2 separate regions of the Homo sapiens genome follow, and region 1 is linked to region 2. The links are chromatin loops, found by intact Hi-C in ENCODE. Cell type or tissue: heart right ventricle. All regions are shown on one strand. Each heading gives the region's core, and the rest is flanking DNA. Links, peaks and the distances in the headings are about the cores only.

Evidence for each region. Hi-C counts contacts between places; a loop is a spot of excess contacts. Peaks named below come from ENCODE experiments on the same cell type or tissue, not always from the same donor. Only the 100,000 strongest peaks of a DNase experiment are listed, where the experiment ranks them.
Region 1: a loop joins it to region 2, with 4 times the contacts of the local background. A loop is called at or near these places in 2 of 110 quality-filtered maps.

Annotation. Positions count from the first base shown.
Region 1 is chr20:8,891,009-8,903,894 of GRCh38, forward strand. No RefSeq gene overlaps it. Among named protein-coding and RNA genes, the nearest start is that of RNU105B, 66 kb to the left of the region's middle. In heart right ventricle, for the core only: no CTCF peak of the experiment used is centred there; no DNase peak of the experiment used is centred there; H3K27ac peaks cover 1,621 bases.
Region 2 is chr20:8,942,545-8,955,430 of GRCh38, forward strand. No RefSeq gene overlaps it. Among named protein-coding and RNA genes, the nearest start is that of RNU105B, 120 kb to the left of the region's middle. In heart right ventricle, for the core only: no CTCF peak of the experiment used is centred there; no DNase peak of the experiment used is centred there; H3K27ac peaks cover 2,238 bases.

The DNA.
Region 1 (12,886 bases), core at 2,620-10,619, 51 kb before region 2:
TTTTCAGCTTCTCTTGGGTATATACTTAGGAGTAGAATTGCTATGTTATATGGTAACTCTATGCTTAACCCTTTGAGGAACTGCCAAACTGTTTTCCAAAGTGGCTGTACCGCTTTAAATACCCAACAATGTATGAAGCTTCCAATCTCTCACATTCTTGCTCACACTTGTTTTCTGTCTTTTTGATTATTAATATCCTAGTGGGTGTGGAATAATGTCTCACTGTGGTTTTCATTTGCATTTCTCTAGTAACTAATATGTTGTGTATCTTGACCATATGCATATCTTCAGTGGAATGTCTGTTCAAATCCTTTGCCCATTTTTAATTGGTTGAATATTTGTTTTTAAATCTAGGTCTCCTTTCTTGATTTTTGGCCTCTGGTGATTTTGTGGCTGTCCATCACAAAACCTCATCTTAGGAAGGCTCTTTCAATTATTATTTCTCCGAGGCTACTGAACAGCTGTAGGTTGCATAGAAATAGTCCTGGTTGTTTTCTATGTGACTCCAGAAAGCCATTTGTCTGCTTATTGTTTTACTAAATGTCAAATATTTGTTTATTTCCCCAGACTTCTCTTTCTTCTAAAATTAGAGTACATAAAATGTCTGATAAATGTGAGTTGCATTAACTTGCATCCAGTAAATTTCTTACAGAAGAAAATGTATTTATTAAGGGCAAGTGAAAGTTTGAATATTGCAATGGCGATCTTAGCCCCACACACTTTAAAAGTTGAAGCAAATTACATAACACATTATCCAACTGATGCTGTCAAGAAATTCAATGTGTCAATAAGAAACACACCAATAACAAAGGAAAACAAATTACCAATTAAATTATGACTCCTCATCAAACATAAAGGCATTCAATACAATTTCAGGAAGGTTAAAAGCAAAAGTATATCTTAGAATCAGTGAAATATCATAATTTGGTTTCTTTTTTTTACTTCCAAAACTACCTGTTCTATAAGAACCTATGGTTGTACGTTAATTTATTTAAAACCAATAGAAAGCACAATCTCCAGGCAGGATTGTATTCAAAGTAAAAATACCCCAAGACCAGAAAAATAGCTGGAAAGCAGAGATAAGTTTGTACTAAACTTGCTACAAAAAGTGCCCAAGTAAGATTTGATTCATAATCTACCAGAGTCTCTTAACATTGCTTTCATCCCCTCTTTGTCTCTCTCGTGATTGTCACTGATAAAGAAACTGCCACCAAAACCACCCTTAAAACCCAGCTTGTACAGCTCTTGCCTTTTCTCCCCTCACCCTCATCTCTGTATTTACTCTATTTTCTTGAACCATCTTTAATCTTTGCATGAATCCTTTAAGCTTTCCAATGTGAATCACTGTATTCTTTCTGAATGCTCTAGTGTTGCTTCATTCAGCCCCCCAAAGGCTCACAAATAAAGCAGGCAAAAATAGAATTATCTTTACACTGGGAGAGGCTACAGCTACACCTTCGTTAACATATTTTCCAGTAATATACTCAATCAACACATATTTAATAAACACCTACTATATTCTAGGCATTGATTCTGCCATAGGCTCAGTCAGATTTAAAGTGCATGTTTCTTGGTAATAATCATTCTCAGGTAAGTATATCTTTAAGTCCACTCTCTGTGCCTCTACTCAGACTCTGTGTCTCTACCCCAACACAGTTTGACAGAAGGAAGGGTCTATTTCTCTTTTCTCACAGCTAGGCTAATGCTATGCAAGTATGCACTCTTGCACGCTCACACACACACACATACAAACCCCAGATTGTGGCAGAGGGTCTTCAGCATCGAATGGTATTTACCATCTTTTTATCCTCACTTGCAATTTACACGCAGCAAACGGCCACCCCAAGTTTTGGAACCTAGGATATAGCCCAAGAGACAGTTTATGAGTTCAAGTAGTTTATTTGGGAGATGAATTTGTACCGAAATCTCTATTAAAAATGCCAAACTAGGATTGATTCACAACACATTACAAAGTCTCTACTTTCCCCATCTTTTCATCTCCCTGTTTATTACAGTCACAGATTAAAGACCTGCCCCTAACATTTCCCTCAATTCCCAGTTGATTTATTCCATTTTCTTTCTTTCTTCTATTTTCTTTAAGTGAGGTGGGAGTGTGAGGAAAGTTATTTTGATGACTGGGTTATCACTGTGAACAAAAGTGCTCAAGCCCCCCAGTCAAACTCAAAAGGCCTTAGGTGCACCCCTCACAGTTAACTCACCAAGACATGAAGAAGCTGGGACATTTACCCACCATTTCCCATCACTCATTAGTTGAGGCTTTCTGCTCAGGCACTAGCTCCTTAACACTTCCAACTTGTGCAATTTATTAGCCAAGCATGCTCCTGTGGCAAGAAAGCATCCTCAGGCAGAAATAAAAAACTCTTTAGGTGAAGAGAGATTTTTCTCAGGTGATCTCTGAAGAAGGCTAAGGGCTACATCCTAACACCCAACATGTCAAGAAAGGTTGCATTCCATCTGTAAGTAACATACACGGAAGAGTTAGGTAAACTGGTTTCCATAAAGCTACCTATGCACTAGGAATTATAGATCTTTAATTGTTAAACCTCAAGGCACCCCCTTGCCCAACTCTGAGACTTATATGTGACCATAATTATAGCTTGACTCATCCTCAAATGGAAGGACCCAGGGAATAAGCCTATGCCAGCCCTAGAATTGGGCTTGGAAACATTTGAGCCAGGAATTCTAGGGTGCTGGTTATAGTCTAAAAAGGGTATGTTGCCTCCAGTTTGGCATTAGGCCAAACAGATTTCTCCTTGTGGGGTAGACACAACCAGGCAAAGGCCAGAGTTAAGACCTCTAAAGCATGAGGCCCAAGGCAAGCACTTCTCTTGCCTGGATCCAGGACAGTATTGCTTCCAAACATAAGCAGCTGGATAATATCAAAAATATTAAATAATATAATATTGTCCCTATCTGATATGGCTTGGATGTTTGTCCTGTCCAAATCTCATGTTGCACATGTTGAAATGTGATTCTCAATGTTGGAGGTGGGGCCTAGTGGGAGGTCATTGAATCATGGGAGTAGATCCCTCATGAATGGTTTAGCACCATCCCTTTGGTGATAAGTGAGTTCTTGCTCAGTTAGTGCACATGAGACCTGGCTGTTGAAACATCCGAGACCTCATTTCTCTCTCTGTCTCTTGCTCCCACTCTGAACGTGTGACATGCTGGCTTTCCCTTTGGCTTCCACCATTAGTAAGAGCTCCCTGAGCCCCTCACCAGAAACTGAGCAGATGCCAGCACTATGCTTCCTGTACAGCCTGCCAAACTGTGAGCCAATTAAACCTCTTTTCTTTATCAATTGCTCAGCCTCAGGTATTTCTTTATAGCAGTGCAAGAATAAACTAATACACCATATGATCTTTCATTTACTCAAAAGTCAAGCCTTTCTGTGTTTCATGTCTCAGAGAATAAAAGCAGTAAGGTGGAAAGCTGAAAGTCTGTGAATCTCTTCCTGGCATTTCTCATTCAAAAACCTGAATAATTGGAAGAATGGAAAGGATTCCAGTTATGGACAAAATGTTGAAAGAAATCATGAAACAAAATAATGTCTGCCTGATCTGAGAAAAATAAACAAAATAAACAGACATGGGGGGTGGGTATGTTAAAAGTATAGATGTCAGAGGTTCTTGAGAAAGAAATTTAGTCTCTTTATGCAAAACACCAAAGAAAGAACGAGATCTCAGAGGGACCACAGTCAACCTTAGCAAATTGTACTAAGGCAGCTTCAATAAATCCCTATATTCTAGTGTGGCATGGAAACAACAGAAAAATTCCAGAATTCCCAAGGTTGAAACAGACAAAGCAGTGAGAACGATTGAATATAAATGGACTAGGAGGACAGCAACAACGTAGAGTGGTGGATGTCTCAGCAGAGGCCTGCATAGAAAGACGACATTGAGGATCAGTGGGTTCTCCTTCTGGCACATCTTAGCGCTGTGTAAGCCTCTTGGAATTTAGCTACAACTGAAAATAAGTGAGTTTCTCTTAGCAGATGGGCACTAAAAAAATGAACTATTGAGTTACATAAAAACATCTTACCAAAAGCTTCTGAATCATGAAGAGAGTCATTTATACCCAAAATGACTGAGCTTATCCGAAATGTCCTTTAAGACCTGAAGGAATACACATGTATATGACACGAAAGATAAAAGGTTGTTCCACTGGCCAACTATGATGAAGAAAGAGCTCCCTTAGAGATTCCCATGTTGACCACTGATTTTTCTTCTCAGTGCTTGAAACCTTGCTGATAATGTTTTCTTAAATTTCCAGATTTGCCCTTCCTCTTCTTCTAAGATTTGGGCACACCTGAATATTTACCTTAATATGCTTAATGCCATACACTGTCCTTTCTATTCCAATGGCCCGTTACGGTAGTCTGTGGTCCAGTATATTGTATTATCCTACTTATTATGTGCTGGATTCTAATTCTGAGGAAAGAAAGCCATTGTTTATGCTGTTTATCTTATTTACTGCCTGCCTAAGCACTGCATAATGCAAAGGGAGATTAGATAACCACATGTTAGCTATTCCAGCTGTCCATGGCCTCTCAAATCCTCTCTGCTTTTTGAAAGTTCCTTCTTATGTCATTCAGCACATCAACTTTATAATGGCCTCTGAGACAGCTACCATTTTCAGTTAGCTTCCTAGTTCCCAATTTTCCTAACCTATCTTCCAATTTAATGATTCTCTTTTCAGCTGTGTCTAATTTGCTGTTAAATCTGTCTGTTGAGTTGTTTGCTTTTTGTTTCAGCTCTTGCATATTTTTATTTCTAGACATTTTTTGGCATTCTTTTGGAAGTGCTAGATCACTCTTCATAGTTTTCTGTTCCCTGAACATTATTTCTACTTGTCTTTTTTTCCTTTAAGTATAGTAAGATGTTTTATAAATGTCAGCTTCACAGGTTAGTTTCTACTGGTTCCTGCTTAAAGTGCTTTATTGTCTTGTGTGTTTAATTTTTACTGAATAGTACTTATTTTCCTTGAAAAATTATTTATGGCCATTCTCTAGGATCTAGGATGGAAGTGCCTTCTGAGAGAAAGAATTCATGTTTGTTTCTACATGGTGCCTAGGGGAGTAGCTAACCTAGATCTCTTCAGTGTTTGTTTGTCTATTTTTGATTTGGTTTTGTTTTTTAATGTGTCTAAACCACTAATGTATACAATATCTCATTTTAAGAATACAATTTCTGATCTTGCCACTGCACTCCAGCCTGGGCAACAAGGGAGACTCCGTCTCAAAAAAAAAAAAAAAAAAAGAATACAATTTCTTGTGAGGCCAGTTTTGCAGATACAGCCTTTTTGGGAAAACTTTTTCCCTAGCTGAGAATCAAAGAAACTTTCTTTGCAGGCCCTATCATAAAGACAGTGTTAAGATTACTTCTAATTTTTCTTTATCCTAATTTTGAATCCTTTGGGACACCTGCTTAATGGTCAAATGGCCTCTTATTAGACTTTCTGATTTAAATTAACTCAGACTTTCATTTTTATCTGTCCCATGGGGCCATCAAAATTGAAGTTCAAATTTGCCAGGATTGGTAAACAATGCCTTCAGTGCTCTACTTACCTCTCTGGATTCTAGATTTCCCTTAGAGTTTGGCCTGATAATTACATGCTATCTTGTATCTTCATTATTTTTAAAAGGTTTTGTTTTCTACTTTATCTAGTACTTTAGTTGTTGTCTCAGAAAAGTTATTGAGTTCCTACTGGATATATTTGAACATTTTTAACTATTTTTCTGAAAAATACATTCAGTGATACCCAGACCTGGCCCTGCATCTGGTTAACATGAAATGTTTACTCTTAGTCTCCTGGGAAAGTAGCCAATCAAAGTCTAAAAATGAAGTGGCTCATTTGTTGTTTGGGGACACTCCATAGCATCACACTCATAGCAACTAGATAGAAAAATATCAGGTAGGGATGGCAAAGCCTTCTTCTATAATCTAAAGACCTTCAAGTTGTCAAATGTATGTATGATATCCTTGTAAGCTAAATTTAGCACCTAGAGCTCCAGTTTCTGTCTAAGATGTGTAAAAACTCATCTAGCCTGACAGTTCCCTGTTGGCTGCACCTCTGAGAAGTCAATTATTCTCAACAATGCCAATTTTAATTTATCCACCCTAAATTACTCCCAAATTTCTATGTGTATTTTTAATAGAAGGTATAATACCAAATTTAAGTGCTAATGGCTTTCTGGACAGTGATATAAAACCTGACCCTTGGTCATCAAATTGCCTGAGGAAACAGATGTTTTGATTACATTATATTTTTCACTAAGAAATAAGTATAAGATCAATTATTCTTTATTTTATCTCCAGGGCTTATAGTAGGGCCAGGCACAATTAATGACAATTAATAAAGGTTGAATAAATTAATTAACCTGTGGTAGATTGGTTGCAAAAAAAAAAAATGGCACTAATTCTTCACAGACTTCCTGTATTTTTATAATGTGACTTTGCAGATCTTGCCATGAAGAGGCCATGTCTCTTCTCTATCCCTGAATCTGGGCTGGTCTTAAGATAGGCCTTGGCTAAGAGAGTGAGTTACTCTATTATTACAGGTCCCAGATTAGGCGTCTTTTTTTTTTTTTTTTTTTTTGGAATCCTGTTACCACCATGAGAACAGGCCTTTGCTAGCCTGTTGGAGGAAGAGAAACCTCATAAAGCAGAGTTAACCTCATTTTCCCAGCTGAAGGACCAAACATAAGATAGAGCCCAACCAGGATCAGTTCAGCCACCTAGCCAAGCAGCAGCTGACCACCCAGCTGAGTGAGCCCAGCTAAGGTAGCAGAGCTGGTTCAAAGCAGCGGAACTTTCTAGCCAATCTGCAAACTTGTAAGCATTAATGAATGATTTTTTTGTTTTAGCCACTAAATTTTGGAGTGCTTCATTTACAGCAGTAACTAACTTGCACAAAATCATTGTTACAAACCCTTCTAGGGGTATTTTAAAAGAAAGGACACCAGGTTGGGAATCAGAAGTCTTCAATTCCATTTCACTCTCTGCCATGAGTTTGTTGGTCTTGCACAAAACAGGCCTTCTCTGTGCCTTAGATTTGAGATTCCTTTGAGTTCTAATCTTATTTTTCATGTGGAATCTTCCAAAATGTTTTACTCTGCATTCCTGCCATCCCTCATGATACAGTGAGAAAAGTTGATTTTTTTTGTATACTTGAGAATGTATTGAGTCTCCAAGGGATTTGCTTGCATATCAAGTATTGGAAATTCTAGAAAATTGAGCTGATGTATCCTTACTCTAAGCCTTCTCTAAAAGCATATTTTTAGAATAAATCCTTACTGGGAGCTTTCTGTGATTTGTGTTTTCTTTTGTTTTTGTTATGTTATTCTCAAAGCAGAAGTCAAACAAACAAACTCTATTAAAATAAATATCCTTGTTAATCAAGGCTTTAGTGAACTTTGTTCCTTTTCATCATCCCAAAAAGGAACACAAAACAGTGATTTAATAATGGAACAAAAATATCACTCAGAAAAAGAAAGAATCCTGGCTAACACCTTGAAACCCCGTCTCTACTAAAAATAAAAATATTAGCCGGGCGTTGTGGCGGGTGCCTGTAGTCCCAGCTACTCAGGAGGCTGAGGCAGGAGAATGGCGTGAACCTGGGAAGCGGAGCTTGCAGTGAGCCGAGATAGCGCCACTGCACTCCAGCCTGGGAGAAAGAGCGAGACTCCGTCTCAAAAAAAAAAGAAAGAAAGAAAGAAAGAAAGCACTCCAATATTCATCTGATTTTTACTAATTGTTTATATTATTGGAATAGAGATAATTGTACTTCATAGCCTTCAATTCTGAAAAGTATAATGGATTCATATGTAATGGACTCAAGCACACAAATTTGTGTTTATGCAAGGGGAGCCCATGTGACAATGATTCTTAGTAGTGGAGATTAGGGATCTCTTAGAGATTCTGATGTAAACTAAGAACCTTGATTCAGAAAATCACACAAATGTAAACATTCACATAGTAGACTTTTTCATGATTTTTGCCTCCTCAGCACTTTATAAACACTGTTCTTTTTTTTTTTTTTTTTTTGAGATAGAGTCTCACTCTGCCATCCAGGCTGGAGTACAGTGGCACAATCCCACCTCCCAGGTTCCAGTGATTCTCCTGCCTCAGCCTCCTGAGTAGCTGGGATTACAGGCATGCACCACCATGCCCAGCTAATTTTTGTATTTTCAGTAGAGATGGGGTTTTACCATGTTAGCCAGGCTGGTCTTGAACTCCCGACCTCAGGTGATCTGCCCGCCTCGGCCTCCCAAAGTGCTGGGATTACAGGCGTGAGCCACCACACCTAGCCCAAACACTTTTCTTATGTTTGAGAATTTTTTCCCCTTCTTAATCTGCATACCTCCGGAGTAGAATCTAAAAATTCACTTCCCGTGGTTGCATCTATGACACAGACACATGGTCCATAATCAACTATTCAGGTAGATATACACAGGACATCTATTTGAAAGCAAATGATATTCAAACACATGCACTCACAGATCCACTCTGGCTAGGTTGGAGGTGAAGACATTGAGATTTCAGACACAGTAGTGCGTGGGCAGAGGTACTAGTACATTATAGTGCATGGCATCTAAGTGAGGTGCAGTGACTGTTCAGGAGTCGGGGCATCAGAGTATTCCCTGAAGCATTGTGCAGTGTAACTTTAGAGATGTTCCTAGCTGTCCAACTTTCAGCCTAATTCTTAGACCCTTTCAGAGATTCTGGGAGTCATCTGATGCCCTTCAATAAATGCTTAAATTATGTCTGCAACAGAGAACTCTGACCAATATATGCATATCAAATAAAAAAACAGATTTTGCCCTTAATTTCAAGATTTTTACAAGATCTTCTGAAGATCATGCATGGCTTAGCTCTCAGAATACATAGATGCTCATTTGTTATATTGTCAGTGGAGAGGTGATAGGGAATGATGCTGCATAAGGCTTCTTGGTACAGAAGAATTAACACTGAATAGAGTAAGCAGTCTTGGCCCTAGTCTTGGCTTTGCTACTATTTACCTAGTCATTGCACAGTAAGTGGTGTCTATGTCCCCTGTCCTGAATCTGGGCAGGATTGTGACCATTAGAATAAGGTAGCAGTGGTGCTGTGTGACTTCCAAGGCTAAGTCAAACAAGGCAACAGATACAACTTCTGCCTTGTAGCTTGGGACACCCTGAGCCACCATACAAGAAGCCTGATTACCCAGAGGCCTCTATGCTGTGAGCAAGCCCAGACCATACAGAACAGCCATGTGAGTTGCCCCAGTTGAGAGGCTCAGCTGAGGTGCCAGTTGAAAGCCAGTAACAGCTGCCACATACAACTCTATAACTTCTCATACAGATTGATACATGAGCCCAGGACATCAGGTATTACCCAGGACTGTCTTGGGAAAATTGATGTACGGCCACCCTTTTGAGCATCTACTCTGTGCTAAGCACTTGTGCCTTCCTTTACCTCTGTGAACTCCTTAAAATGGGGTGAGGGTTGTTGAGCTAGTATATATCACAAATCTCAGTGCCACAAGGATAAGGCAAGTAACAAAAACACATGAGACAGCTGAATTTGAGTAACAGAACATGTCAAGGACGTCAGTAAACTGAAAGGCACACACGAAGTCTAGAGGGAACAGATATTCAGCTCCCATATGTATTATCAGAAAGCAATGCAGGCACAATTATCTCCTAATACTCTGATTTTTTTTTTCAAAAGAAGTTAAAAATATACATTTTTCCATTTAAATTTAAAACGTTCTAGACAATTTTTAAGGTAGTCTTTATGGGTTGGAGGATTTCAGTGGACTCTCCAGGCTAATAGTCCAAAATAAATCAATTAATGTAAATACCCCACAACCACTCTTAGGTATCTGCTAATCCTGGCTCTCCAGCAGGCTCACTTTGGGGATAGCTGTTATTTTTGTTAGAGGGGAAACCACTTCTATAAAAAGCCACTCTTTTGTCTCAGAATTCTAGATTGAAGGTAATTAAAGCTCCCCCCCGCCTTTTTTTTTATCTTGTGTGAAGAAGTTTTAAACTATCATGTTTAGTTATATAAATGTCCACCCAGGTGCAGGAAAAAAAATACCAATCATGAACTCTGTGTATTAGTCAGCTATTATTGTAAAAATGTTATGTAGCAAATACCCAAATAACTTACAACAAGCATTAATATCACAGTCATAGATTTTGGGGCTGGCTAATCTAGGCTGGGCTCAGTTGGATGGCTCTGCCTTACACTGTGAGGCAGCTAACTATGGCTTACATTCAGGTCTTCTCCCTCTGTGTTTCTTCTGAGATTCAGGGAGAAATAGCAGCATCTATCCAGCAGCAACTCTCCTCACAGCAGATCACCAGAATGCAAGAGCTAAGCCTAATTGAACAAGTTCAGCTAAGGTCTCTGTTTGCCTCACATCTGCTAATATATCACTGACCAAAGTTAAGTCACAAAGCCAAGCACACCCTCAAAGGGCCCAGAAGGACACTCCACCAACAATAGAAAGGGGAAAGAAGTGAATGCTTACTGAAACTAACCCAAACTCTCATATCCTACGTGTCTTTTTGAAAAGCTGGGTTCTTTTCTAAATCATCCCCGAACAACCTCTCTCTCAGGCCTCACTGGCTCCCCATGGAGCTGCTGGACTCTGGGACGTCACCCCAAGTGGATTTTGGCCTGCTGTGAGCGAAACACGTGGTGGGTGGAAGCAAATGCCGAAGACTTGGAACTCTCAGGACAAGTGCTCTAAATTAGGAACAAAGCATTCCATGAACTACGTCAAAACTTTAAAAATAAGCCTTTCTCCATGCACAGCTAATGACCTTGCTGAACACATTTAAAAATGTCTCATTTAAGATGTTTAAGTAATTACTCAGGAGGAGTGACCATAAGGTTTTTCCATCCCATCTGTGCCCTGCCTCTAAGCCCTCTCTTTCCCTTCATTGCCACGGGTCCTGGTTCCCTTGCAGGCTGTTCTCATGTAAGACAGCAACCTAATGTAAGAAATCTACAAATCAATCGTGCCTTTGGGTGGCTTCTTTGCTAAGAATATTGTTTTATTTACTCTGTTCTTTTCATGCCTTCTAAGGAGAAAGAAGACAACTACTGTCACAGAGAGTATTTCTTTAAGGCTGAGCCATAGGGGACCAGAGGATAGAGAATACCTACAATGGTCTCTGATCACAAACTCCTTTAAAATATTATTTTTTAAAAGAACCATGAAACAAGGTGAACATGCTGCAAATTCAAGCCTGAGTAAATAAAAAACCCCACATAACACCTGATGTTTTGTAGGAGATGCAAAAACCAGGGTGCATAGAAAACCTAGAAGTATATATTAGTCGGAAGTAGACTGAGATAGTAGGATAGACTGACCCAGGCTCTCAAGTTTCTTATTTACTGTGTAACTCAAGATAATTGGGCTACCTCATGGTCAATCTTGGTACGTGGTTACATTCCGAAGAAACACAAGTGTCTCATCAAACAAACCAACCAAGAAATATGAAAATCTTCCATGAAGACTCAAAGAGATGTCAAAGATAGAGGCAAATTGTATTGCATAACACATCACACTCCTCTTCCCTAGCTTCTTGAAGTCCTACATCTCACAGCAACGATTTAATCAGATTTATTAATTTCAATTATTCCCATTTGTTTCTCCACAAATTTTTTTTTCTTTTTTTTTTTTTAAAAAAAAGACCTGGGGCCAAGCATAACGGCTAATGCCTGTAAACCCAACAATTTGGGAGGCCAAGGCAGAAGGATTGCTTGAGGCCAGGAATTTGAGACTAGCCTGGGCAACACAGCAAGACCTTATCTCTACCAAAAATAAAATACTTAGCTGGGCATGTTGGTGCATGACTCCTAGGTACTTAGGAGGCTGAGGGAGGATGATCACTTGAGACCAGGAAGTAGAGGCCACAGTGAGCTATGATTGCACCACTGCACTTTAGCCTGAGCAACAGAGGAAGACCCCTGTCTCAAAAAAAAAAAAAAAAAAAAAAAAAAAAAGGAAAAAAACAGCAACCTGGGACCTAAACAGATACACAAAGGATGCACTGGAAGGTAGAGAGTCAGTGAATATGTATCAGTAGAATGTATGCCTTGGTCACACTTGCTAGGGTCAATTTCCATACCTCAGACAAGCATTTGCTCTCATGTTGGGTCCAGAGCTCCCCTGGTTGGACATTGTATTCAAAGCCACGCTCCAGTTTAAAAAATAGAATTGAGGCCTAAAGGCTTTGGTTCTAACCCCAGTCCCATCACTTAACTAGCTGTTTGCACTTGGACAAGTTACTTTGTTTTTATGAACCTATTTCTTCAACTATAAAACAGGAATTTTAAAAAATCCTACCTCAAGGTATCATCATCAGGATTAAATGATATCATGGAAATGAAACCTGGACACAAGTGGGGACTCAACAAGGCTGTGTGAATTCTGCACAACAGTGAGGTTTAGAAAGTGCTTTGATCACCTAGATACGCCATTTTTCAAATTTCTCTTTTATTTATATTCATCCCCTAAAATTATATTAAGGCTTCCTTACTGCTGTGGACTGAATGCTCCACAGCCTGCCACAAATTCACACATTGCAATCTAAATCCCCAATGTGATGGTATTTGGAGGTCAGGACTTTGGAAGGCAATTAGGTCATAAGAGTGGAGCCTTCATGATAGGATTTGTGCCACTATAAGAAGAGGCACAATAGAGATGATCTCTCTCAGCCAAGGTGACAATACAGCAGGAAGGTGCCATCTGCAAACCAGGAAGAGCATCCTCACCAGACACCAAATCTGCTGGCACCTGGATCCTGGAACCCATCCCAGTCTCCAGAACTATGAGAAATAAACGTTAGTCATTTAAGCCACTCAGT
Region 2 (12,886 bases), core at 1,799-9,798:
TTTTGGCTGATATCTAATGGATAAAGTGACTTTTGTGCCCTCTCTCCCCCCATTGAAACAAAATAACCACTCTCTTGTTTTCTAAAAGACTGAAGGTTATAAAATAAGAAACTGCTCAGGTCTCCAGAATGGCGGCAACAATTATCGAATGAATAAATTAATATTGAGATGAGAATAATGTAGACTAGGGATTGGCAAGACTAGGAGCTCTGGAGGCATATGGAATTGGTTTCAAATCTTAATTCTGCCACCCAAATGTGTAATCTTAATCAAAATAATTCTCTAAGCCCCAACTAACCTTTTTGTAAAATCCTCATAGGAAGCTGTGGTGGTTAAATTAGGTATGATAGATACCTTTTAGATGAGTTTGCCCATCCAAAGTCCTTTCTCTGAGAACTGTTCCCCCACTTCCAACACCAGGAGCAACCTGTACAGCCCTTTCTACCTTCTCTCCTCTGACCACAATGGATAGGACAAAGCATGAACAAATGATGCAAAGTTTGTCTTAGGCCAACTAGATGTTTTCCCTCAAAAATTTGAAAATGAAACATAGAAATTCTAGTTAGTCCACTTGAGGCACCTGGACTAGAACCACTTGTTTGGGCAACAAGCAAGGATAGAAGCAACTGGTTTGCAGACAGAGAAAAATGAACACAAAATGAGGAAGATATTTGTGTAGAGAATGAAAGTAGCCCCGCTCTGTTGGGATGGGAACCCTTCTGAACCTGTTATGAATGGCAGCAGGCATTTTCAACTCACGGGTAAAGGTCTAAGTTCATTAAGTCCTGCCGTTGGAGCCCAGCCCACCTCCGTCTCCAAGCTGCTTATACAATTCAGCCCCTCAAGCATCCATATCTCCCTATGGATAAGCTACAGAAACAGGGGTGATTAAAGGTGACTTGCATTCCATTATTTGTGCTAAACATTTGGTGCAGACTTCTTTGTTCTGAATTCTTTAGCATCAGAGGGAAAAGACTGGAAAAGAGAACAACTACACACAGAGGTGGGTGATCCCATTCCATAAAACCAAAACTTTGGAACTTGAACATCAAATCTTTCAAGTCTCAGGTATGACGTCCTAGCAACATATTGTTAAAAATTCAGCTTCAGATCCAAACTGCCATAGCAGTTTCCTGATTGCCTACTCTCAGAAGACTGAGTTCCTTCTGCAGCTGCATAGAAATTGGATATACACAGAGATTTATAAGAGAACAGCAGTAAAGGGGCCAGAGATTTCTCTTGCTACAGATTTTTCAGGGAAACACATGGCAGTTTGGGGAAGTCCCTAATGCTAATGACTTTCCACTTCCTAGTTTCATTCCCTTGGTGGCAGCCTGGCTACTTTTTTGTCCTTGGTTCAGGGAGATAGTCATGCACAAAATCCTGTTTTAAAACTAGCTCCAATGGAGTTCAGTCTATTCTCACAAACATGCCTGGACTGAAATAATGAATTTCCTGGTGCATACTTGTCATTCAACAATGTAATGATTGTCAATATTTTTCAAAGTATTATTAGTTGGCATTATTATTATGGAATAATGAAATATTGCCATGGAATATACAGTGAAAACCAATGACCATAGTTTTTATAGATTCAGACTGCAGTGTGCAGGCATAAAATGACATGGTGTCTGGGATTTGCTTCAGAACAATTCCATGATAAAACTTTCTTTTTGTTTTGTTTTGTTTTGTTTTGTTTGTGTGTGTGTGTTTCCATGATAAAAATTTAAAAACAGAAAAAGAAAATGAGAAAGAAAGAAATAGATAGAGCAATTTTGGTAAACTCTTGGTAATTGTTGAGTCTGGGTGATGGGTATATGGGAATTCATTGTATTATTCATTCTGCTTTGTGTATATTAGAATATTTTCATAAGAAAAATTAGATTAAGATTATTTTTAGAGTTAAAATAATTAGATTTTAAATATAGTAAGTTGCTTACATAAAAGCTCTAAAAAGTCAGTTCATCATTACAGTTTGCAAAGAATATTTTAGAACTATTTATTCTTTCAAAATAGAAAGAAACCTCTCTTGGATGACGTAGAGTGGCCCTGAGATAGGGAAATGGACTAAATGACATTGTAAGACACCCTCCGCACACACACATACTTGTCACCTCTACTATTCTTCATTAATGCATTTCTTCCTAAACAAATGGTAAAGCATTCTTCCAAAGAATATTTAGAAAACCATCAATAATCCATATGTGTCAAAGATTGCAATATGTCTTTAAATCTCAGAAGGAGAGGGAAATCACATTATAGATTTCTTCTTTTTCCAATACATCATGCTAATGACAACGAATTATTGGGTGCTCTTTATTCTCATGGGATGAATCAGGCCAAGGGTTCTGTTCTCTGTGGCTGGTAAATCAGACCCTGGAAACTGTGTCATCCTGGCTGGCCTCTTTCCCTAAGTACATGCAACCAGCCGCCCGCTAGTTCTGGGCTAATGAAGTCCAATTGCTCCATAGGCTGAGGTTTATTCAGTTTGTATAAATGGGAGAAATAAAGACCAAATATGGCCTGGCCTAAGTAAGACATAACAGTTTGAAGCACAGAACTGAGCCAAGAAAGGGAAGCATAGGAAGAAAGGGGCATAAAACAAAGGCCCCAACATGCTCTCTGCTCTAGAGGCAGCCAGAGAAGGAGCTGCTCAGTCCATCCCTGAGAAAAAGAGGCTACCCAAGGTTGGCAGAGAGGGTGTGCTGATGATGGAAGGAGAAACTTTGATGCCTCCTTGGTCCTTTTATTCCACCACCTCATGACCATAGCCTGAAACTCGTAACTCCTGCCCATGCAGGTTGGAGAATTGAGAAGAAATTCTACTTGAAGAAAAGGTGGTACCTGGGGGCAAGTGAACAGAACTGGATGACTGAACATTACCCTAAAGAAAGGAACAAGGCAGCACCTAGCACAGAACCTGGCACATAGGAGGTTCTCCATAAATTTATTCATTCATTAGAAAAAAAATGGAGTGGGTGCCTACTATGTGCTCTGTACTAGGAAATTCAACCCTGAAGGAAATAAATATAAAGTTCTTGGCCTCTTGGAACACAGAGTCTGTTGAGAGGATTGGTAGTTATGCAGATAAACGTATAATCGCTAAGTCTGATAATCAGAAAAACACTGATCTGGAGGGGTTATGGGAGTCTTTAAGTGTTTTGTGCTCAAAGGCACCCAATGTCAGAATAACATGATTAACTAGGAGTCCAAGCTCCAGAAAGAGTCTTCCTGGATTCAAATTCCAGTTCTATCATTCCCTTTCTGGGTGACCCTAGGCTGGTTACTTAACCTCTCTGTTTTTCTGAAAAACAATCATGTTAATAATAAAGTGAATGTGAGATCCAGCCTCAGCCCAGAATAGGAACCTGATCTCTAATGGCTCTGCCACCTGGCCCTCTTGCCCTCTGACTTCTGGTTCGATTTGACCAATGGAAAGCATGTTCAAGAGATTAGAAGGCTGTGGTTTGGCAATTACCAATTTCTTCTGTCTCCTGGCCCTCCCCTAGAACTCTCACTAACTTTGAAACCCACCCCCTCTAGAAAAGTGTCTGGTAAAGGCAAAAAGCTCTTTGCTGTTGCTAGAACAGCAACATACCCTGTTGGTTTCTTATAATAGTCCCTTCACTAAACACCCTTCAACTACTCTTTTTAAATGTACCATGTGCTTTCCACTGAGGCCCTGACCAGGGCGCCTAAAAATAATTCTTGGCCCTTGATAAACACCTGATAAAGAGAAGCTAATATTATCCAAGTAAGACACTGTTTGAGATTTGTGTTATGTTATAGACAGTGTCTATGACACCCCCTATCATTGAAAACATGTTGAGAGGAGATAGTCTAACTCTTCCCAAACTCCCTAGAAGCCCATCAAAAGAGGATAATAAAATAAGGACCCAGCAAAACACTAACATAAAGTGGCCATTCATGGGTGAAGCAATAATAATTCTGGTCACCAGCAGCCCTTGCCTGTGTGCAAAAGTTATGATGCCGTTATAAAAAATAAAAACACTGTCGGCCCTTTGACAATGATGTGAAAGGGGAGATTTTCCAGCAAAAGAATCTCAGCCAAATTTGAAGCTGTTATTTACCCGCTTAAGACAGAAAGTATCCTCTCTGGGTTCCTCGTGATCTAATCCTTTAAGCCTTCTGCTGGCACTGGAAACAATGTTAAGCTTTGGGATCAGGCCCTTTGGTTTCTATAATCCATGGGAATTTGAAGATGATAAATTTGTGGAGAGCCTGAAAGTTCCTAACATTTAATGGAACCCAAGGGGGAAACAATTAGGATACAGTCACGTAACTCCATTAACTCTTCTGGAAGGCTCTGAATTATGTAAGTCCCCTGCTGCAGCTTTCCTCCCCTGCAGCCCCATTTTGCCATGCAACAAGGAAAAAGGCAGAGGCAATGAAAGCAAATGAAAAAAAGGAAAGATCTTTCCAATATGACTATTTATTTGCATTTTCTATGAGAAGTCTGGTGGGGAAAGAATTCAAACTGACAACACAAATGAGGGGCAGGAATCAACATTAGACTGAACTTACTCAGGCTCTCTGAGCCACCCCCAACCCTTGACCATCCTTTCCAAGGATAACTGACAACTACACACAACAAAGAACACATCGAACCTATTCTCATTAATAGGATTTGTGGGGGCAAGATAGTCCTAATTTATGCTGGCGTGGGCTGAACTATTGAAAATAAAAGGATGAACAAGAAGTTTCTTTCATTTCAGCTGTAACTGTCACTATAAATAGGACATCTACAAAGAGACTGGACTTTTGTGGGCTGTTTGAGCAATGCCTGTGAAAGGTTGTAACAAAACCTCAAAAAATAAATTCTTATTTCTCTGTTTGTCGGAGGCACTAACCTAGATTTGCCATCACACCTGTGCCAAGAAGAGAGCCTGCACCACTGCCTCTGTGTGGGTACCACTGAGGGGTTGGTAGCAGGGAGTATCAGCTGGTGTCAGAAAAGAGGGACACCTCCTACACTTGGTTCATGCTGTGTGCTGCTTACTCTCTTCTTCTCTCACCTACAGTCTCATAAGACATTATCCGACTCATTTTCATTCCAGTAGACTTGGTAGAAGAAGTCTATGGGGAAGCCAGACAAAAAAGATAATTGAAAGCCATCTGTGAATTTCAAGCACAAATAGCTCTAAACAATAACTGGCACAAAGTATGGGCTTAGTAAATGTTTGTCCGACTCAACTGAAGTCAGTGTGCAAGTTTTTGTTGTGGAGCAGACATGCCTTGGTCTCAAGGCATGCTCGTGCACCTGCAGGTTTGCCATACTTGAGATAACCAACATCCAGGTGGGCTTTTAAGCCATGAGGAGAATGGACCTAGCCATAAGCAAATGTGGGACAGGTAAATTCAGGTAGGTGGCACAATCTGAAGAATTGTCGGGACTGTTCTATTTCCAGGCTCTTGCAATTCTACTATTAGTGGATCACTTCTGGGAGCAAATGTTGCCTTCCCAAAATAATTCATCTGGGGAGCAATTTCCATAAGATCTCATATTTTTAGGCATTTAGGACTTTTCTGTTTGTTTTCATATTCTTTAATATGCTTAATTCTCAAATTGTTTGTTTTCATCTAGATGGAATCTTTACTGGTAACCACTGTACAGGTGAGGAAATTGCCATCTTGACTTTGAGGGAAATGCTTTTTAGAAATTTGACTCAGGTGTTCCAGGACAGGTAGTGTGTAGGGTGCTGATCTATTTTGCAGAACAAGTTCTCTCACTGGAGAGGTAGATTTGTGGGAAGCCTCAGACCTCTTGGGTTGGGAACTGAAAGCAGAATCTATCTAAATCTCCAAAAAACTTTGCACTCTGCATATGGTTCATTATGAATAATTTAGTAAAGTATTCTTAAATTCAAAACAGAACCTGCACCCCAAAATGATGGATGGATCTTAAGAACACTTGATGAAGGCAATGTCTGCACACTCTGACAGAAATGCTTTCAATGCAGCTTTCTTTTCAATCACTTGGCAGCAAATGTCCATGTTTGCAATCTCATCAGGGAGACTAACACTTGTGTCTCCTGCTGATCATGCCATTGTGCAGACAGACTTCATCAACAGGCTTGATTGAACGTTCTGATTGGAAATTTTCCTAGAAAGTTTCTGTGCAGAACATGTGGATACTGCCTTGCTTTCAAAACATTTGTCTACACATAGGCAGAAACCAGTGGGCTTAGAAGGAAGAATTGAAAGAATTGTTGCCAAGCCTACGTTCTTGAAGTAATGCAGCATAACTACAGGAGACAGCCCTTAAGTATACTGAAGAGGCATTTCTTAAGTGTGCTAAAGAAGCAGATCTTGTCCAAGATATTCCTTGGGCAACATCTGCTCAGTAAGAATTCATCTTTTGATCCGTTCCTTCAAGGATTCTTTACTTCATCTCATTTCTTGGCTTCTATTTTGGCTTGACCTGAAATAGTGGTTTCCTCTGTTAACATTACATCTTCAGCTTCCTCCACCTAGGCCTGCTTCCCCATTGCCCTCTTTCTAACACTGGGGATCCAAAAAGAGTTCTCAATGTCTCTCTGAAATTTCCTGATGGAGAACATGATACTTTACAAAGAAAGCAGCACAGAGTTAGGAAAATACTGCTCAGAAAGCTTTTGTTTCTTGACTGCATCAGTTATTTATTCTGCAAAACAACCATCCCAATTTAGTGGCTTAAAATGGCACCCATTTTAGCTCATGATTTTATGAACTGGCAGTTAGGCTTGGCTCAACTGGGTGATTCTTCTGGTTTCTACTGGGTTGGCTCAGAGATCTACAGACTTGTGCTTATCAACTGGAAAATCATGTATAAGGGGGTCTAGCTAGTCTAAGATGCTCTCACTCAAATATCTCATGGTTGGCTCACTGTTACCTGGGATGATGAGGGTGAATGAACCACGTGTTTCTCATTCTTCCACAGGATAATCTGGACTTTTATGTATGGCAGCTTAAAACAATTCTGAGAGGATAGAAGCATATAAGTGCTCTTGAAGCTCTATTCAAAACTAGTATGTAAATTCCACCTCATTCTATAGGCCAAAGAAAGTCAAAAGGCCAACCCAGAATCAAGACTTGGGGAATTAGATGTCTTGATGGGAGTTGCTGCAATGGAAGGTGGTTACAGAGATGAGTGAAGAATTGAGGACATGTTTACATGACTCAGAGGAAGTTTATTGACTAGAGAACAGAACCTACTTACCTAAATACAGACTTATTTCCTGACCCCATGCACCTCATTCTTTGCCCTTTGAAACTCCAAGAGAAGTTCAAAGAAGTCAGGGGACTTAACACAATTCCATCTGAATGAATTAGCAAAATATGGGTCAGAGATAACTGTGTTTTTCCAAAAGGTGGAGTTTATCATTAATGATCTCACAGAGCATGGAGAGCTGTAGATTATGCCATACAAGACTAAACAAAACCCCTGATCTAGCTATCACAAAGCCTTGGCATATAAGGACTTTTTCACTTTAGTCACAAAATATGCTTCATCTAGCACTTGTCCTTACTAACTAAGCCTTTCAGCATTGTAGGCTTTTTGATCCTATTGTATTCTGGATCCCTGCCCTTCAGGGTCAGCTCTGGGATGCCCAGATGTTTAATCAAACTCAATATATGAGGGCTATCAACCAGTCTAAATAGAGAGGCAGATGGAACAAAGACAGATTAGGGAGGCTTGTTGAAATTTGGCTTTGTTTTTTTTTGCCCTTCACAGTACAATTGTGTTCTCAAGACTAATGAATGATATTTTCCACAATCATCTAGACTGAAGGAGGCAGAGAGGAGTATAATCAACTTCTGTATTATCCTCAGCTATTCCAGTGACTGCTTCTCCAACATACTGATTCAGATGGGCCTGGCTCTTCCACATAAGGACCAGAACTCTGTACATACGGTCTCCAAAATAGCATCCTTTATCCATCCTCCATTCACTCTCCCTATACTGACAGTTCTGTGACTGCTTACTTCATTTCTACAGGGTTTGCCTGTCTGGACAAAGAATATCTGACTGAGGCCCCCAGTTTGCTTTTGGTTATGAATGGTGCTACATCTAATTCTTTTCCACATACTGTCTCCTGTCAGATGAAAGGGAATAATCAGACAACAGAAAATGTCTCACAATTACAAGACATCAACCTCTATTACTTATAGTTTCTGTAAAGTAACTGTCATCCCATTTCTAAGCAGAATATCCCCTCACTCTAGTGGGGGTTTTACCTCTAATCACCTCATCCTACGGGTTTTTCCTCATGCCAGCCTCAATTGCTACCCTTTTTGAAAGGTGCTCAGCCAAGCTTTGTTTGATTGATTGATTGATTTTTTAAATTTTTTGTTTTGAGACAGAGTCTCACTCTGACACGTAGGCTGGAGTGCAGAGGCACGATCTCGGCTCACTCAACTCTGCCTCCCAGGTTCAAGCAATTCCCATGCCTCAGCCTCCCAAGTAGCTGGGATTACAGGCACTAGCCAGCACACCCGGCTAATTTTTGTATTTTTCGTAGAGACGAGGTTTCACCATGTTGGCCAGGCTGGTCTTGAACTCCTGACCTCAGGTGATCCACCCATCTTGGCCTCCCAAAGTACTGGGATTACAGGCGTAAACCAATGCACCCGGCTCAAGCTTTGTTTTAAAATGTAGGTTTTATAATGATTTAGATATGGTGAGACCAACAGATAGGAGACAGCTGCCGTTGAAAAGATAGTTTATTACTCACAGTTCTCAAGAGGGAGCAGCTGTGCCCTTCAGCGCCACACCAGGAGAAGCAGCCGGGTCCATCAGGAGGCAGAGGGAGCAAGGGGAAAGTGTGGGTGAGAGCCTTTCTTGTGGTTTCCATGGGAAGAAACAGGCAAGGCAGGGTAAACAGGCTTAGGGTTTGCTAGTTTGAATGATCTCAGTGGGCTCTGAAGGGCCCAGGCTGTCCTGAGTTGTCTGGGATCTGGTCCTGGAATGATGAGGGCAAGGGAATATTGGCCTGGAGTGGAAGAGCTAAGGGAGGTAGTTGGGGTTATGAGCTTTGGACTGGTTGGTCTGCATATGAGAGGCATACTCTAGTTATTTTTTCTGTCTAAAGATGTGCTAATCCTAGGAGGGGCAGTCTCTCCCTGGTCAGCAAAGCCAGAGCATCATTAATATAGATTCCAGCCCCTTCTAATAGGCCATTTTCAGAATGAAGGGGCTACTCACTGTCGATGGCCCCTAGTGAGTCCTTGCACATCGGATACCAGATACTCTTAAGACTTGGGGACCCTTCCTCACAATATGCAGAGTCAGATGTAGCTTCCCAGCTCCACCTCCCTCTGTCCTTCCCTTTGGCTTCTCTGTGCTTTGTTTCAAATGGCCTGCACCCAGGACTCTATTTCTACAACTGCCTTTGGGCTACCAGAGCTGCTCTGCCCACTTACCCTGAGAGCTGTAAGTTCCTAGAGGGCTATGCATTCACCCCTCTCCTGGGTCCCTGTGTCCATTAGCCTAAGACTGGCTTATATAAAATACAAAAGTCCAGCTCCTTTCCCTCCAGTGGGGACAAACTCTGAGGCATGTGTAGCTTATGTTCCTAAGCTCCCCTGTGGGGTCAGGGTCAGGCTGAGGCTGAGGCCACACCTGAAATCATAGCTTCCACTGGCTTCTTCTCCTTCCTTTTCATGCCTGCCTGTCCCAACTCCTTTTGTGGTTTCTCCTAGGCACATTTCTTTTGAAAAAATATCACTACACATAAATCCCTATCTCAGGATCTGCTTCTAGGGAACCTGACCTAAGATAAAGAGGAAACCAGATGAATTTATCTGAACCATGGTAGACTCTTAGTGCATCTATCACCATCTGCAATACAAGTTAGTGTGAATCAGCTTTTTATATCATCTGCCTAGGAAAATTGGTTTCCTAGATGGGTCTTGTGGTGTTTGATCTCTTGGGGAAACATCCTACTGAGAGTCACAGGGGTCCCTCATTATCCTATTCCCCCAGATCATAGCTTATTGCACCCATCCTGACCCAAAGTAGCCCACTGGTTGACATTTCAGCAGCCTGTGTGGCCAAGCCTGATAATATAGTGGACCAATGAGATGCTATATTAGTCTGTTTTCACACTGCTGATAAAGACATACCAAGACTGGGTAATTCATAAAGGAAAGAGATTTAATTGACTCACAGTTCCACCTGGCTGGCGAGGACTCACAATCATGGTGGAAGATGAAGGAAGAATGGCAGCTGGTGATGAGAGAATGAGAGGCAAGTGAAAGAGGAAACCCCTTATAAAACCATCAAATCTCATGAGTCTTATTTACTACCATGAGAACGGTATGGGGGAAACTGCCATCATGATTCAATTATCTCCCATTAGGTCCCTCCCACAACACATGGGAATTATGAGAGCTATAATTCAAGATGATATTTGAGTGGGAACACAGCCAAAGCACATCAGATACATTTCTTGGGATTCTGAATTTGTCAAACAGAGGGACTAAAGCTGTTAACAGCAGGGTAGGCACTGAGTGAACTAATCCCACATTTCCTTGATGAATAAACCCAGGGATATCATCATGAGTGTCCAGTGGAGCCCATTTTATTGACTACACATCACGTAATGTTTTTGCTTCCATCCTTCCTGAGTGCATAACATATAGAAAAAGTGCAATCAAAATTGCCTTTCTGCAATCCTCTCACAAAACAATCTAGACGACCCTCTGCCCTTTCCTGTTTTCCTGGCTACATTATCTTTTACTGTGAGAAAGACTTTGAACATCGCTTTGGGGGATATTAACATGTCCAAAGTGTGCTTTGTTTTAAGAAAATGTTAGGGCAGCTTGACAGACATTGAGAGACATGAAACTAAGGGAGAACAAAATACAAATTCCAGTACTTAATAGTAAAATAGCATAAACTGGGCTCCACCTTTGGAGAAGAGGGACTGCAGGCTAGGGGGCAGAAGATGCTCCCAGCAATGACTCCCCTTGTACAGACCTGTCTTTTGTTTCTTTGCTCCTGCAGGGCAGAGAGAAACCCCTGGGAAGGAGAATAGGGCAAGGTGGATGGAGTGCTCTCATTTTGTGTTTTGACCTTTCAGTTCTTCCCTTTCCCTCAGGGTTTGAAAGGTACTTTGTGGGTGGTAGACTCTAAAGCCTAAGATTTTACTCATTTGAAATACTAGATACAAGAATATTTTCCCTAGTGTCCTTGTCCATTTAGGCTGCTATAACAAAATATCATAGATGGGGTGGCTTATAAACAATAGAAATTTATTTCTCACTGTTCTGGAGGCTAGGAAGTTCAAGATCAAGGCACTGGCAGATTTGGTGTCTGGTGAGGTCCCACTTCCTGGTTCATAGACACTGTCTTTTGGCTATAATCTTGCATGGCAGAAGGGACAAGGGATCCCTCTGGGGTCTCCTTGATAAGGGAACTAATCCCATTATAACAGCTATGTCCTCATAACCTAATCACTCATGAAAGGCCCTGCCTCCTAACACCATCAACCTGTGGGGTGTTCGAATTTCAATATAAGAATTTGGCAGGGATGTATACATTCAGTCCTTTGCACCTACTTACACCCATTCTGGGTCTAATCAAATAACTTATTAGTACAACAGCTGCATGCTCTATGCCATGGTCCCTTAATCCATCCCTGACTTATCCACAGCTGTGATGGGGACAGTTCCTGATGGCTCCATCAGCTCCCCACCTGAAGTACCTGCTTCTTTCCTTTTCACTGCAAGAAGTCTTTCTCCAGAGCCTCGAAAGTGTTCTCAGGCTACCTGTGATATGGCCAGGAAGTTGAGGATTTAATGCCACCAGGAGTGACCCTCAGCCAATGAAAATCAGAAGTCAGTAGATAAAGGCCTCAGTTTCTTCATTGCTCAGGGAACAGATCTAAAGCATGTTCTACGCAATACCATAGAGAGTCTCCATAGACGTGAATGCCAGTTATAGCAGTAACCTGCTCATTGGCACACCTTTTATTGGATTCACTTCTTTTCCTTCTTCTTTTCCCAACTCCCTCATTAGTGCTTTCCTGGAATCACTCAAAAATAAACTACTTGCACCCAAGTTCTTTTCTCAGGATCTGCTAATTAACTAGGACACTTGTGGTTAAGTGGAAAAATCTGACCCTTTTCTCAAAGTCCACTGACTTTGTCCTAAGACAATGCACTGAGTACAAGTTGAAATTAGGATGGAACAAAAATGCTGAGCCCGAGAAAGCCATTTGATAGCAGAGACAGTAAGAGAAGTCCAAGTTGCCACAACCACTACAGCCTATATGATGCCTTTTGCAAATTTCAAAAATATTTTACTTCCTCAAGACACTTTTCACCTATTGAAACATTTTCTGATATAGAACAAGGCACATTATTGCCATATGCCAGGAAATTGTCATAATAACTATAAAAATGTACAGTCTCTAAGATGTGAAAGGCTAACCCAAAGTCCCTCACTTTCACAACCGTATATGGTAACTCTGCCTTTACTTGGTTTCAGTTACAATTCTTGTTCCTCTAAGGCCCAGCCAGGCCATGATTCCTGCCCTTGAATTCTGTTGAGAAACCGCATTGCGTTCTGCCTGTCCTTAAACAGAGCTTGAATGGGTCTCTAGCCTTTAAAGAAACAGTAGAAAGAGTCCTAAGTCAATTATTACATGTAAGTCAGGACCTCCAGGCCAGTGGTGTAATCAGTTTCTAGCTCTAAAATTTGTTGAATAGATACTGATGAACTCCAGTTAGAAAACCGGTAGGATAACTTAGATCAAGGTCAGTGACACCAACTAATTATGTAGCACACAATTGTTAATGTAAATTAGGTGTTTAAATGTGTATTTCTTTATTTAAAAAAATATTTAGGTGTATTAGTTAGGTTTGTCTAGTGATAATGCTC